Linked DNA regions of Homo sapiens: region 2 is linked to region 1. Evidence: chromatin contacts called from ENCODE Hi-C or POLR2A ChIA-PET data. All regions are on one chromosome and are shown on one strand. Each heading gives the region's core, a stretch centred on a gene start or an enhancer-like site at or near the end of the contact. The rest is flanking DNA. Distances are from core to core; before and after follow the strand shown. Region 1 holds the start of LAMB3 (laminin subunit beta 3). Region 2 holds the start of FLVCR1-DT (FLVCR1 divergent transcript).

Region 1 (7,511 bases), core at 1-2,500:
ATGTGACTCACAGGGTGCCCTGGGAAAATCCCATCCCTTCCCAGACTCCAGCTTCCTCCTCTAAAATGGATGGGAAGGAGTGTGGACCCTGCCCTACCCCACACAGCCGTAAGGACAACGTGGGGAGCAGGAAAAGGCTGGACCCTTTGCAGGAGAAAAGCTGTAGAAAGGGCCAAGACCTAGTTCCAGCCCCAAGAGAGAGGGCTGGCTTTTCTCAGGGCCTAGACCAGCAGCCTCAACCCAGCCCCGCCCAAAGTGAATGAGTCAGAGTGGCTGACGGCCTGGAGGCAAACCTTCTCCTGTCACGGGCATGGCCTCCAATACCATTCAGGGCCACTTTGAGTTTGAGGCTCTGTGCCCACAATTCTGGGATGCAACAGGGAGAGATGTATGGCTGTCTTTAACAAGTGAGTGAGGGTTTCTTCTGAAAGGGAAGCAACCCAAAATGTCTTCAATGATGGGCTGGGGCTCGACAAGAGGGGTGGGGCTGGGAGGCCACAAAGCAGGGATTCTGAAGGAGGCTGGGGAAGGATGCTCGAAAGCCACCGTGGGGTCCCAGAGGCAGGCCTGCCTTGTGGAAACATGCCCCACCCTTGCTCATGCAGTGACCCTTCTGCCTTGAATTGGATGTTCACTCTGTTCCAATGACAGCCACAAACTCTTTTGGCTGGGGTGGAGGGCTGGGGGCTTGGCAAGGCAGGGGCGGGGGGGGAAATTGAGGACATTTCTGGCATCTTTAAATTATAGATCCTAATGCTTCAAAATCATTCCTTCCAATCCCTCTCCTAAAAGAGTCATGGGCCCAGGGAGGGAACATGTGGCCTGGGGTCCCACAGCTAACGATGGCCTAAGAGAGACCCATCTTCTGACTTTCATCCAGTGCTTTCTCAGCTTTCCCACCCCTGACTGAAAATCCCCCTGCAAGTAGGCATTCTGAGCCAGGCCAGCCCACCCTTCTCACTTCTCTTTTGTGCTCAACCCCGGATCTGAACCTGCTTTCTTCTAAGCCACTGAGGTGCTTATCAAATGTGAAAAAGAAATCAAAACTGTAGCAGACATTTTAACCTAGCTCACCTGAGTGAGCTCCCAGGAAGAGGAATAAATCAGGCCCTGAAACCAGGCCCCAGGCATCCAGAGATACAGTCCTCCTCCCGCATCCGGCCCGCACCAGGCAGGTAAAGACAGGTAACATACCTTGCTGTGTGTTCTGCCGTTCTTTCTCCAGATCGCCTGAAAGCTCCTCTTGAATGTGGGGGTCTCCCCTCCCGGCTCCAGGTTTTTAAACAACAGCCTCACCTCTGGAGACTCCCTGGCTGGGTGTAGCCCCACCGCAGGGCGGGTCTCAGGAATCTGGCAGCCGTCACACCCATCTGTCGTCACTGCACCCCCACCTCCCAGGACGGGACTGGGCAAGTGGGTTGGTCGGTCCGTCCCAGAGTTCTTGTAGTGAGCTCCACAATGCCCACCTGCCTGTGGGGGCTGCAAGGGGCCCCTCAAACAGAAAGCACAAGGCACATGTAAGTGATCATCAGAGACCAGAATTCACAGGGTGGGGAAGGGCCCTTGCATTTGTGCCAGGCAATGAACTCAGCATTTTCCCAAAGCCAGCAGGGGTCAGCTTCTTCTTGTGACCTGGACCACCCCAGACAGAAGATCAGGCAGAGAACACAAAGATTAGGGCTTATATAGAGAGTTAAAGCTCCAGACATATCACCGGGCTGGAAGGTGAGAAGACTCAAACATCCAGGACCCTGGAAAGCACCATTCCCCTCCCCAGTGAAAAAAAAAATGAAAAATCCCAGCTTCTTGGGGCATTTGGAGGATCCTTAAAAGGCAAGGTTCATCAGGAAGGATTCAAAGCTCAACTCATCCAAGGAAAGCTTAAGAGAAATGAGCAGAGTAACTAAATGGCTCGCCTCCAGCTCCCTCCACAGGGTTGGCAGGGAGCCCTGGGACAGGTAGCTGCCTGTGAGTCACTCCTCCCACCTGTGGGGAGGGTTAGTCTCCTAGCCCCTCCCTCCCTAGGCAGGAATGCCCGCCTGGAGGGCCAGAAAACAGACCTGACCACAAGTGGTGGAAGGAAAGGCTGAAGCATAGCTTGACTGACAAAGTCAAAACAGACTTTCCCTGGCCTCCTGCCAGGCCTGAGAACACAGCTTCTTTTGTGGGCTCCTTGCTCAGGGATCCTGGGCTTCCAGCCACTGTAAATGGAAGTGGCAGGTCCAAATTGAGAGGCTGGTCTCACAGGACACTCTTTCCCCCAGGTTAGGGTCAGAGAGCTTTTAGGGAAACCTGGAGGGTCAGCCAGTCCATATCTTGGCCCTGGAGAGCCTGCACTGGCACCGTTTTGGAATGCTAGGACCTCAAAGCTACTATTTAAAGGAGCTTCTTAACTACGATTCCACTTTGTTAGTGTCTCCTAAACAGAAAGTTCTCCACCATTGGAGGGTTATGTCCAAGAAATTGGCTTGAAGACCCTTAAGGGGGAAATGTAGAATTTTGTGGATTAAATTGGGCATTTCTAACCCTCAGATTCGAATTAAGCATAAGTTCAGGTAGGCAGAAGAAATAGTGTAATTAGCAAGTGGGCAGTGAGTTGTTGATGTAAGTTGATGCATAATTGATAGTCCAATAAATGTTAGAGTCTTGCCCCCTGTAAGCATTCCAGTGAAATCTAGCTCAACTCAGCAAGTAAGGTCAGTAGAAGCAGTGTCCCTTCAACACAGAGAGACCTCCCTCAAGTCCCCCACCGAGAAAGGTCAGCTCTGACTCTGACACACCTGTGTTTTCAGTTCTCCCACCTGGTGGTCTCTTTCTCTCCACTTCCCCAACTCCCTGAACTCAGAGCGCTCATGAAACTTTCGCCCTCTGCCCATCACCAGAGGATGTGACAAAGAACTCATTAATAATTAACTCAGCAGAAGAGAGCAGGTGTTGCAATCCCAGATCCTCAGAGGAGAAAAGGCAGGGCAGGTGTGCGGTGGGCCTCACCATGAGTAGCTGGGGCCCCTTAAATCCTCCTCCTCCTCCCTTTATCTGAGGCCATGAGCCCAGGTAAATACACATTCGGTGTCTCAGACTTCACAGGCTTGGGCAGGTCCTGGAGTGGTTTGGCTTCGCAGGAGGGACATGCCAATTGCTGTGCTTGGCTCTCCCCTACACTCCCGGCAAAGTCCAGGAAGCTGTTTATGCAGACCCCCAAGAGCAGCCCAGCCAGCCTCACTCCTGAGGGACACTGATCATTTCCAAGTGGGGATCCAGTCCCCCAAGAACTCCAGGGCTCCAGGCACAAGCTCTGGAGCTTCAGAACCCAATTTGTTCAGTCAAGTAGCCTAAAATAGAGCCTGAGGCCAGATCAGGGTCCAGCTAAGATTAAAGGGGTGTGGTACTGTGGCTGGAGCCCCTCAGCCTCCCCTGTGTGCACACCTTTCCTCTCTCCCTGCGCCCATCCTCCTACAACAGAGCACTTATCTGCCCTAGAGCCTTGACTTATTAGAATGTGTGCTCAGGAAAGTGGCTAGTGAAGTCATCCCAGACTTCAGTATCTTTCAAACCTCATCACTCCATCAGCAAATTCGGTCAGCTCTGCCTTCCAATAATAATCAGAATCTACTTCTTCCCTCCTGGCCTGAGCCTCTTTTCCTGGGACGTCTGCAACAGCCTCCTCACTGATATACAGTCAAGTCCCAACACAGCAGGTTATGCACCCCGAGCTCAGAATCTTCACATGCCCCTATCCCACTCAGGGCCAAGGCCAGAGCTTTTTCAGAGTCTAGGGGACCCTACACCACCTTCCTCCCATTACTCTTCACCTCTACTACAATGGCCTCTATCCCTGTCTTAGCTCAGGCTTAGGGCTTTGGCTCCAGCTGCTTCTGCTGCCTGGAACGGTCTTGCCCCTGGATATCTACAAAGCTAACTCTCTGACCTCTTTCAAAGTCTTTGTTCAGATCCTAACTTCTCAATGAGGCCTATCCTAAACACACTATTAAAATTACAGCCAACTTCCCTGCCCCATCCCTGTCCCCCATCCTAACACTCCTAACCCCACCTACCCTATATTTTGGTGAGTTATTTATTTACTTATTTGGTAGGGGGGCATCATGTACCAGCTTCTAACCAACTATATAATTTATCTGCTTATGTTTATTTTCTGTCTCTTCCCAACTAGAATGTAATATCCAAGAAGGCAGAGATTTCTATCTTATTCACTACTGTTTTCCAAGTGCCTGGCACATAGTAGGTGCTCAATACTTGTGGAATGAATGGATCCACACTAAAGTACAAACAATTGATACAGTTCAATGCATCCCCTGTGCCGTTGATGTGTAGTTGCATTCTCAGAGGGGACAATCCAGGCTTTGGGCACTGGGATGGATTACTAATAGTGGAAATTCCTGTATCAGCCAGAGTGCGGAGGTCTTTTTTGAGGCACCTATCTCCAATTACAGAAATGTCACCATATTGACAGAGGCAGTCTCCTTCTTTGCCTGCTTCTCAGTCATTCCTGGCAATGTCTCTGACAGGGTGTGGGGGTGGCATTATAAGCTACTGTGTCTATTATCCATCTGTCAGGCTCAAACCGTCCAAGTCGCTAGGGAGATCAGCCAAGATCTGATCAATCAGAGATCAAGGGATAGGGAACAAAGGAAGGAGAAAAGGAGGAAGAAAAGGAGAGAGAAGAGGTTCAGGGGGCATAGGAGAACCTGGTCCAGGCTGTGACTCTCAGGTGTTGGAGGAAGGGGCACCAGGTGACTCAAGCTCAGGCCACACCTGAATACAGTGAATCATGGCTGAGTCCTCGTCTGTGGGACAGGGTGGACTCCAGGAACGGCCCTGGGGATTTGCCATGTGACTAAAGCTTGCGTTGCCCTGCACTACAACACAACTGCTCAGCTGTCCAGACAACTGGTCACACTCTTCTCTGTGCCTCCCCAGGAACCAGGGAGAGAAAGTGGGCCTGGTGTGTTACGGAGGCACAGATAGGAGCCCAGCCTCAGGAGAGGGGAGGCTAAGCAGGACAGAAGTCGCCTGTCATGAGTGACTCTTCCATAGCCCTTCTCCTCTCCCCACCCTCACCTATCCAACCTGAATGTTTACCCAGTGGACAACTGTGCATGCAGCTTGAGCCCGAGGACTGGGAGCAATCAGGCAATCGGCCTAAAATCACTACAGCTGATATCTGCTGAGTGCTTGCTGTGCCCAGGCACTGTTCTGAGCCCTTTGCATGTATCCACTCACTTAATACCCACCACAACTCTGTGGGGATAGACAATTATCTTTATCTTGCAGACAAGGAAAATGAGGCACATTTTCGATAACTTGGCCTTGGCTAGTAACTGGGGATTTGAGCCCATGCCATTTTGCTCCAGCACGCATATTCTTAACCATTACACAGGGCCAAAGATGGGCCATATCACCTGAACTCCCAGAGTGCACCCTGGCTAATCCTTGGCCAGAGTTCACCAGACTCTGGACCTCATGTCTCCCAATGTCTAAAAACTCCTCTTTGTTGGCCAGGCGCCGTAGCTCACGCCTGTAATCCCAGTACTTTGGGAGGCCAAGGTGGTTGGATAACTTGAGGTCAGGAGTTCGAAACCAGCCTGGCCAACGTGGTGTAACCCCGTCTCTACTAAAAATACAAAAATTAGCTGGGCATGGTTGTGGGTGCCTATAATCCCAGCTACTCGGGAGGCTGAGGCAGGAGAATCGCTTGAACCCAGGAGATGGAGGTTGCAGTGAGCCGAGATTGGGCCACTGCACTCCTGCCTGGGCAACAGAGTGAGACCCTGTCTTAAAACAACAACAACAACAAAAAACCTCCTCTTTGTGCCCTTGTTCCAAACCTAGGAGCACTGATACTGTCTAGGGGCTCCAGGAGTGACACTGATGCTGTAGAGACATCTAGAACAAACCCCACCAGGTGCTACCTCCTTATTTGTTTTCCTTATTGACAACCTCTCTTCTATGGGCACAGATGGAGAAGGTGCTGGCCTCCAGTTCTTCCATCTCAGAGGCTCCAGCACATACCAGCAGGGTTTCCTCCTTCATACCAACAGGGGTGGCTCTGACTAAGGACAGGAGCACGCCAGGAGGCGTGGACAGAAGGTGACCGCAACATTCTGGTGAGCTGACAAGGTGAAGCAGAGGACGTGACGAGAGGATGACACAACTTCCCCTTTGCCAAAGGAAGGAGATCCCCTGCCCTGAGGTCAAGAGCCTGGGCCACCTCACAGGCTACAGCTCCTTCTGCTCTGTCTCCCAGTGTGCCCTCCAAATGGCCCAGCCCTCCTGAGGGGTACAGCCCAGTACAGCCTACAGCCTGGTGGAGCCATATGCTGGCCCATGGCTGGCTGGCTCCCAGAGAAGACAGAAGAATCTTTTCATTCTTACCACCTCCATCCCCTCCCATATTTCCTGACATTCCTCTGGCAGACAGGCTGGCCCATCGCCACACCCCCTCCTCTAACCCCAGTCACCTCTGTCTCTATTCTGTGATTCTATTTGGTCATTGACCTCTGGGGATTAGGTTATTGGGATCTAAGTCCGACCTTTATGACCTTTGGATAACATTTGCCATGTGTAGTTGGCCATGTGGCCATGGTCCAGCCTCCATGAGAGGAGAGAGACATACAGCTGTCTGAAGGGGCACATAGCCACGTGGCATGGTGGGTCTGACAGGTCGGGAGCTTCTGGGGAAGAAGAAGGGAAAGCAATGGCTGAGAGCGAGCTGGGGCTTTTGTGTCCTGAAATCTGCTCTTGAAGCTCTCACAGGGCTGCCCCACAGGACTTTCAAATTCTAAATATGATCCCTGAAAGGGCTACTAGACAGACAAACTAAGTGTCCTAACACGTAGTTTAAATTGGCATTAGTTTAAATTGGCATTTGATGGCTGAGTATGGAGAAATAAGCACCTTGTGGTTTGATGGGGAAGAGAGAATGGGTGCGTCTGGCTTCTTGTCTGGAATCAACACCACCTAAGGGCTTTTAATCAGCACCTGCCCACAGCGCCTGTGGCTACACCGGGGTATGTGTATGGACTTGACCGTAGCTCTGCTCTGCTACTCAATAGAATTGTAAACTTGGGCAAAATCCTCTCTGAACCTCTGTTTCATTATTTATAATTAAAGGTATTAGATTCTAATGGTTCTTACTCAGGCTGCCCCTCAGAATTACTTGGAGAACATAATATATCACATACCAAGACCAGGCCTCACCCAGAGAATTATTCACTGGCAGACGGGCAGAGACATATGTTTTTCAAGCTCCCTAGATGATTCTAATGTGCAGCCAGGGTTGGGAAACACTGAAGCCCCCTCCAGCTATAAGATGCTGTGCCCTCAGGGTGGGGTGGTGCAGGACAGTTGTTAAAAGCCTAGACTTGAGAGATGAAGGCTCAAGTCCTGGTTCTGCACTCACTATCTGTGTGACTTTGGACAGCTCGTTTAATCTCCGATAGTCCCATTCCTGCAATGGGAATAATGACAAATCTACCTCATGGATACTGTGA
Region 2 (7,127 bases), core at 4,628-7,127, 3.2 Mb after region 1:
AAACCGATAAAAGAACAATAGGGCCTAGCCAGGGTGAAGGTACCTTAAGGCAACAAGAGAGGGAGGAAGGGGCTTCCGAGAAGGAGGGAAGAAAAAAAACTTCAGAAATAAGTGTTAGAGGGCTGTTGCAGTGGCTCACTAATCCCAGCACTTTGGGAGGGTGAGGTGGACAGATCACTTGAAGTCAGGAGTTCAAGACCAGCCTGGCCAACATGGCGAAACCCCATCTCTACAAAAAACACAAAAATTTGCCGGGCATGGTTGCATGCGCCTGTAATCCCAGCTATTTGGGAGGCTGAAGTGGGAGGTTGAATCTGTTTAGTAAATTGGGGGCTTAGAATATTTCATTTTTGGTTTACAGGGGCTTGAGTTCTCCTTGTGGCCTGTCTCCATATGGCATTTCCTCTAGCTACAGTTTTCAGGAGCTATTTGGTCTCTCAACTCTAAGCATACAAAACCCTTAAGACTCCTCTGTAGTAGATGCTCTGAACAAGCCAGGGCTGGGAAGGAGGTCTATTTATTTTTTGACTCAATTCTTTCATCAGAGTTTCAGTAAGTGAGTTACAAATTAGTGAATCAAGAGGAAACATGTGAAGCAGTTGCACAGTTTTTTCAGAGTAAATCTGGAAATGAAGATATTAGTTGCTACAGGTGGGAGGGGTGAGCAGAGGCAGATTTACCATGAAGTTAATATGAGGGTCTCTGAAGGCTTGTATCTCTCTCTCTCTCTTTTTTTTTTTTGACAAGGCCTCACTCTGTTGCCTAGGCTGGAGTGGCGTGATCTCAGCCCATTGCAGCCTTGACCTCCTGGGCTCAAGCGATCTTCCCACCTCAGCCTCTCAGGTAGCTGGGACTACAGGCATGCACCAGGCCCAGCTAAATACTGTATTTTTTTGGTAGAGAAGGGGTTTCGCCATGTTACCCAGGCTGGTCTTGAACCCAGGCTCGCCATTGCACTCCAGACTGGGCAACAAGAGCGAGACTCCATCTCAAAAAATAAATAAAAAAATAAATAAAAAGATCTAGAAAAGTGACAGAATAATTTGTTCCCATCTCACCAGTTTGGTTTCGCTGTACTGATGACCTCAACTGGCATCATGGACCGAGAAGAAACAAGACAAAAACACAGGAGAAAAAATCCTGGGACTCTTTTTTTTTTTTTTTTTTCAGGAATAAATATATACAAATAAAATGTCTCAATGGAGGGAAGAATACATGTGGGAGGATTCTGATTTCCAACCTTCTCCTCTACTCCTCCATTTCCAACTTGATCTTTTCACAAAATAGAACCATATAGCCTCTGCTGATCAGGTGGACAGAGCCTGATGCTAGTAGGAGTAAACTGAAGGCAAGGTTGCCCAAATCTACCCACCTCCCCATGAAACATCATGGATTGCACATCCAATAGCATTGTTCTGGTTTGCATCTTAACCTCTGAGGCTCGTAAACTGTGGCAAACCTTTGTTCAGGGACAGCTACATCACTCCTATTAGCATCTTGGACCTTGGCTCCTGGATGCTGTCCAGATCTCATATTGCTGAAGTGTTACTTATTCAAATCTCTCTGACTTGGCATTCCACACCCATAAAGTAGCTCAATCTCATCTTGACTCCCAGCCAAACGATGCTCCCAGTAGTATCTTTTTTGACAGAGATTAAGGTTCATTTTACGTTATACATCCAAACATTTGATATAAATAATGACTCATGTTTAAACTGGTTAATAAATATCTACCACTGAAGCCAGAGAAAGAAGACAAGATTAAGAAATTAGAATGGTGGCCGGGCACGGTGGCTCATGCCTGTAACCCCAGCACTTTGGGAGGCTGAGGTAGGTGGATCACCTGAGGTCAGGAGTTCGAGACCAGCCTGACCGACATGGAGAAACCCTGTCTCTACTAAAAATACAAAAATTACCCGGGTGTGGGCACCTGTAATCTCAGTTACTTGGGAGGCTGAGGCAGGAGAATCACTTGAACCCGGGAGGCAGAAGTTGCAGTCAGCTGAGATTTCATCATTGCACTCCAGCCTGGACTCCAAGGGCAAAGCTCTGTGTCAAAAAAAGAAAAAGGAAAAGAGAAAGAAATAGATTTCACTCCCTCCTTCCCTTCCTTCTGGAAGTTTGCAAGACTTTTTTTGTTTTTGTTTTTGTTTTTGTTTTTTTCTGAGACGGAGTCTCGCTCTATCGCCCAGGCTGGAGTGCAGTGGCGCGATCTCGGCTCACTGCAAGCTCCACCTCCTGGGTTTACGCTATTCTCCTGCCTCAGCCTCTCGAGTAGCTGGGACTACAGGCGCCCACCACCATGCCCGGCTAATATTTTGTATTTTTAGTAGAGATGGGCTTCACCGTGTTAGCCAGGATGGTCTTGATCTCCTGACCTCGTGATCCACCCGCCTCGGCCTCCTAAAGTGCTGGGATTACAGGCGTAAGCCACTGCACCTGGCCAAGATTTTTTTTTTTTAAGAAACAGATTTCACGTGGTGGTGGGCGCCTTAATCCCAGCTACTTGAGAGGCTGAGGAGGGAGAATCGCTTGAACCCCGGAAACAGAGGTTGCAGTGAGCCGAGATCGCATCACTGCACTCCAGCCTGGGTGACAAGAGCGAAACTCCGTCTCAAAAAAAAAAAAAAAATAATAATAATAATTTAAAAAAAGATTTCCTTCCTTCTCTCCTCCCTCCTTTTTTCCTTCCTTCCTTTCTTTTTCTCTCTTTCTTTCTTTCTCTCTCTCTTCTTTCTTTGTCTCTTTCCTTTCTTTTCTTTCTAATTTGGCACACAAACACTTTATTTAAATGCATATCTCAATTCCTGTGCGGCTGGCAAATAAAATAAAGGAGCAGATCATGGCACAGCATTCTCATGGACCAAGTGGTCGAACCCAACATCCAAGACCCAGTGAGCAGCCAAGCTCAGTGCAACCTCCAGGCCTCTCGCTCTGACTCCAACAGGGTGAGCACATAGCCCTTGCGCATGGGGTCTTTTACACTGTGGATGATGGAGTGGCTTGTGTCTTCCATAAATTCCCGCATGCACTGTCCCTGAGAGCTGGTTCTGCCCAGGACCTTGGTGACCCTGGCTAGCTAGATAGGCTGCACATGGCTGGTGTCTGTGATGGCGATGCAGCAGCAGTTGGGCAGAGAGAAGAAATAGATTTCTTTACAAAGCAAGTAATTATTTAAAATATTCACGGTAATTCAGTATTCATTAGCTGTACTCAGTAAATATTTATTGAACAGCTACTATGTGCTAGGTACTCGCACAAAGTACACTGGTTACAAATTCTTGAAAAATAGTAGCGGTAGCAAAAAGCAACAAAACTTTCAGCCCTGCCCTTATGGAACTCACATTCTAGTGGGCAGGGAGAAAATAACCAGAAAAAGGCCCAGCACAATGGCTCATGCCTGTAATCCTAGCACTTTGGGAGGCCGAAGTGAGCTGATCAGTTGAGACCAGTCTGAGCAATGTGGCAAAACCCCATCTCTACAAAAAATACAAAAAGTACTCAGGCTTGGTGGTCAGCCGAGAGAGAGAGAGAGAAGGAAAGAAAGAGAGAGAGAAAGAAAGAAAAGAAAGAAAGAGGCCAGGCTCGGTGGCTCAGGCCTGTAATCCCAGCACTTTGCGAGGCTGAGGCGGGCGGATCACGAGGTCAGGAGTTCAAGACCAGCCTGGCCAATATGGTGAAACCCTGTCTCCACTAAAGAAAAATACAAAAATTAGCCAGGCATGATGGCGCGGGCCTGTAGTTCCAGTTACTCGGGAGGCTGAGGCAGAAGAATCGCTTGAACCTGGGAGGTGGAGGTTGCAGTGAGCCGAGATCGCGCCACTGCACTCCAGCCTGGGTGACAGAGCAAGACTGTCAAAAAAAAAAAGAAAGAAAGAAAATAACCAGAAAAAAAAAGTAAAAATATAGGACATTTTAGGTGAAGGTAAGCACTAGGAAAGAAAGAAAAAAAAAAGCAGGGAAGGGATGTTGGCCGGGGCGGGCGGAGGGGGGGATTTATACAGTTTGGCCAAGGAAGACATTATAATAATGCACTTATTCCTTAGTTTAGAACATGTAGCATTTCACCTGTACCGAGAGATGCCTGATATATTTCATACATGACCAAAATAATAATGTAAGAGGCAATAAAAAAGTGCAGGGTTTTAGGGTTCTAGATATCAGCACATTTTAAGATTAAATGCATGGTAAGAACTTTTGTACTATATACACCTAGTTTGAACTTAAATTTAATAACAAACTCTTTGGAGTCTCTCTCTCTCTCTTTTTTTTTTTTTCCCAAACATAGCTTCCCAAGGAGCAGAAGGGCTGAATTTTCTCTAGTTCCAGGAAGACCGCAAGGCTACTGTGCTCTGGATGTCTCGTTTTTATTTTTTTATTTTTTTATTCTCCAGATCTCAAGACGGTGTCTGGCACATACCATTCAATACAAGTTTGGTACCTGGAACCCACTGAATATGCATGTCCAGTAACTATTAACTACATGTGTTGGTGCAAGGGAGAAGGTCGAGCAACCGGATCTGCTCCATCATAGCCCGTCTCAGTCGCTTCATTCAAGTCAGCGGGGTGAGGTTGAGGGGATTCCAACTTCACAAGGGCAGATTTCTCATGGACTCTCTTTCTCTGGTTGTACTGGAACACTTTCTGGCGTTATTCCTCTGCTGGGACAGCATGAACTTATGAAACGTGGTCCTGTCTGCCCTAAAGCCAGGGTCTCACCGACAAGGACAGCGATGCTGGGGCGAGAAATAAAGTTCGTCCTGGGCCTGCGTACGGTACAGCGCCCTTGGGAAGCCCTTGTGGAGTTAAGGGTGATGCCCACTTCTTTGTCTCCCTCATTCTGTTTCGGTGGCTCTCTCGTTCCCAGTTCCAAGCTGCCCACTTGTTAGAGGAGCCACTGCTTACCAGGCATCTGGTTTAATAAAACATGGCTAGAGCGACTGCATGTTAAAGTGAGTAACTAGGCACTCACAAGGCACCTATAAGGTTAATGCTAAAGGTCTGAAAATAGCCGCATTCTAAGCTGACCAACAATTATAATTACACAATATTTATGGCCATACAGGACATCTCCCACCAAGTCTGCGGAATTGTCCAGATGTCCTGAGTTTTTTTTTTTTTTTTAGACAAGGTCTCACTTTGTCGCCCAGGCTAGGCTGGAGGGCAGTGTGGTGCGATCTCAGCTCACTGCAACCTCCGCCTCCCAGGTTCAAGTAGTTCTCCTGCCTCAGCCTCCTGAGTAGCTGGGACTACAGGCATGCACCACCACGCCTGGCTACTGGCTTTTTTTTTTTTTTTTTTTTTTTTAAATAGATGGCATCTCAGTATGTTGCCCAGGCTGGTCTCGAACTCCTGGGCTCAAGGGAGACTCCTGTCCGGCCTCCCACAGTGCTGGGATTACAGACGTGGCCACCGAGCCCGGCCCAGCCCTCTACTCAGAGATAACGTCAATGCGCAGGCTTAGGTTGAAGGATTAATGGTCATTAGTGCACCAACAGCCCCTACCTTTAGTGGGCACATCAGCACATTCCACGATTAATCACAGCTCCTCACAGCTGCCTCTAAGTAGTGACACTACCGAAGGACGGGAGTTCCTCCTCCTGCAGTCTGAGGACTTGCACTCTCTAACGGAGTAGATTCCAATAAACTTGCTTCCTTCACTGCGCTCTGTGACTCGCCTCCAATTCTTCCCTGAAGTAGACCCAAGAACCCTCTCTTGGGGTCTGGATCGAGACCCCTTTTTCCAGCAACACAACCCGCGGGGCCGCCTCCCGCCCACCCTCAGGTGCAGGAGACCCCGGGCCATGCATCCTTCCGGGCAGGAAAATGTCAGCCAGCGCTCGCCGGCCGCTTTCCTCCCCCGCCTCCCGAAGTTCTCGCCCGGTAGCTCCCCGACTGGCTCTCGCGCCGGACAAAGGCGCACGCTGATTGGCCGGAGGGCCGTAGTCATGCAGGACGCGCGACTCTAGGGGCGGGACCAGACAAGGGGTGACTGCCGCGCGGCGCGGGGGAGGAGACCTTCATCTGTTCACGCGGTAGCGCGGATTGCGGTTCGCGGCGCGCGCCACCGGGGAAGGAGCGGTGGGCCGAGGGGTTGGAGGTGGGGCCCCAGGAGGACCTCGGGCTGTGGGCCGGGAGAGCGGAGTCGGGGAGTGGGGCGGGGGAGCGAGGTGGCGCCGGGGAGCCTGGGATATGGCGCGGCCAGACGATGAGGAGGGGGCGGCGGTGGCGCCCGGACACCCGCTCGCGAAAGGATACCTCCCGTTGCCGAGGGGCGCGCCCGTTGGGAAGGAGAGCGTGGAGCTGCAGAACGGGCCCAAAGCGGGCACCTTCCCGGTGAATGGGGCCCCCCGGGACAGCCTCGCTGCCGCCTCGGGAGTTCTGGGCGGGCCTCAGACTCCACTGGCCCCAGAAGAGGAGACCCAGGCCCGGCTGCTGCCTGCGGGCGCGGGAGCTGAGACCCCGGGGGCCGAGAGCAGCCCGCTGCCCCTTACGGCGCTCTCCCCGCGGCGCTTCGTGGTGCTCCTGATCTTCAGCCTGTACTCGCTGGTCAACGCCTTTCAGTGGATCCAGTACAGCATCATTAGCAACGTCTTCGAGGGCTTCTACGGTGTCACCTTGCTGCACATCGACTGGCTGTCCATGGTGTACATGCTGGCCTACGTGCCCCTCATCTTCCCGGCCACCTGGCTGCTGGACACCAGAGGCCTGCGGCTCACCGCCCTGCTGGGCTCCGGCCTCAACTGCCTGGGTGCCTGGATCAAGTGCGGCAGTGTGCAGCAGCATCTCTTCTGGGTCACCATGTTGGGCCAGTGCTTGTGCTCGGTGGCCCAGGTGTTCATCCTGGGCTTGCCCTCCCGCATCGCCTCAGTGTGGTTTGGGCCCAAAGAGGTGTCCACAGCTTGTGCCACCGCCGTGCTGGGCAATCAGGTAAGTACTGGAGTGGTAGGTGAAAGTCAGATCCTTAAAAGACCGGAAAAAGTCATAGGCCGTGAGAACTATGGCCTGTATGGATGAACTGCCCCAGGAGGTATTTGTCTATAAAAGAGGAGATGAAGCCGTTGAATAGGAGGCCGTCTTGGATTGAAGTGGGCTATAAATTTCTTTGTAAGGACAAAATTTTCCAA

What was found. Hi-C counts contacts between places; a loop is a spot of excess contacts on that map. ChIA-PET counts read pairs that join two places held with the same protein, here RNA polymerase II (POLR2A).
Region 2: a loop to region 1 is called in a map of Caco-2, with 11 times the contacts of the local background. The contact joins the promoter of FLVCR1-DT here to the promoter of LAMB3 in region 1. A Hi-C loop is called at or near these places in 1 of 168 maps with a recorded cell type or tissue (Caco-2). POLR2A ChIA-PET finds 5 or more read pairs at or near these places in 1 of 52 experiments (activated CD8-positive, alpha-beta memory T cell).

The regions. Positions count from the first base shown.
Region 1 is chr1:209,651,175-209,658,685 of GRCh38, forward strand. LAMB3 (laminin subunit beta 3) reads right to left here and starts at 1,251. Exons shown (of 23, transcript NM_000228.3): 1 at 1,195-1,251. RefSeq lists enhancers at 753-1,952, 5,522-6,721, 6,182-6,251.
Region 2 is chr1:212,852,261-212,859,387 of GRCh38, forward strand. FLVCR1-DT (FLVCR1 divergent transcript) reads right to left here and starts at 5,878. Exons shown (of 2, transcript NR_027286.1): 1 at 5,506-5,878; 2 at 4,344-4,658. FLVCR1 (FLVCR choline and heme transporter 1) reads left to right here and starts at 6,015. Exons shown (of 10, transcript NM_014053.4): 1 at 6,015-6,930. The coding sequence starts at 6,193. It also overlaps the pseudogene RPS28P2. RefSeq lists an enhancer at 1-315 and silencers at 6,116-6,175, 6,256-6,465.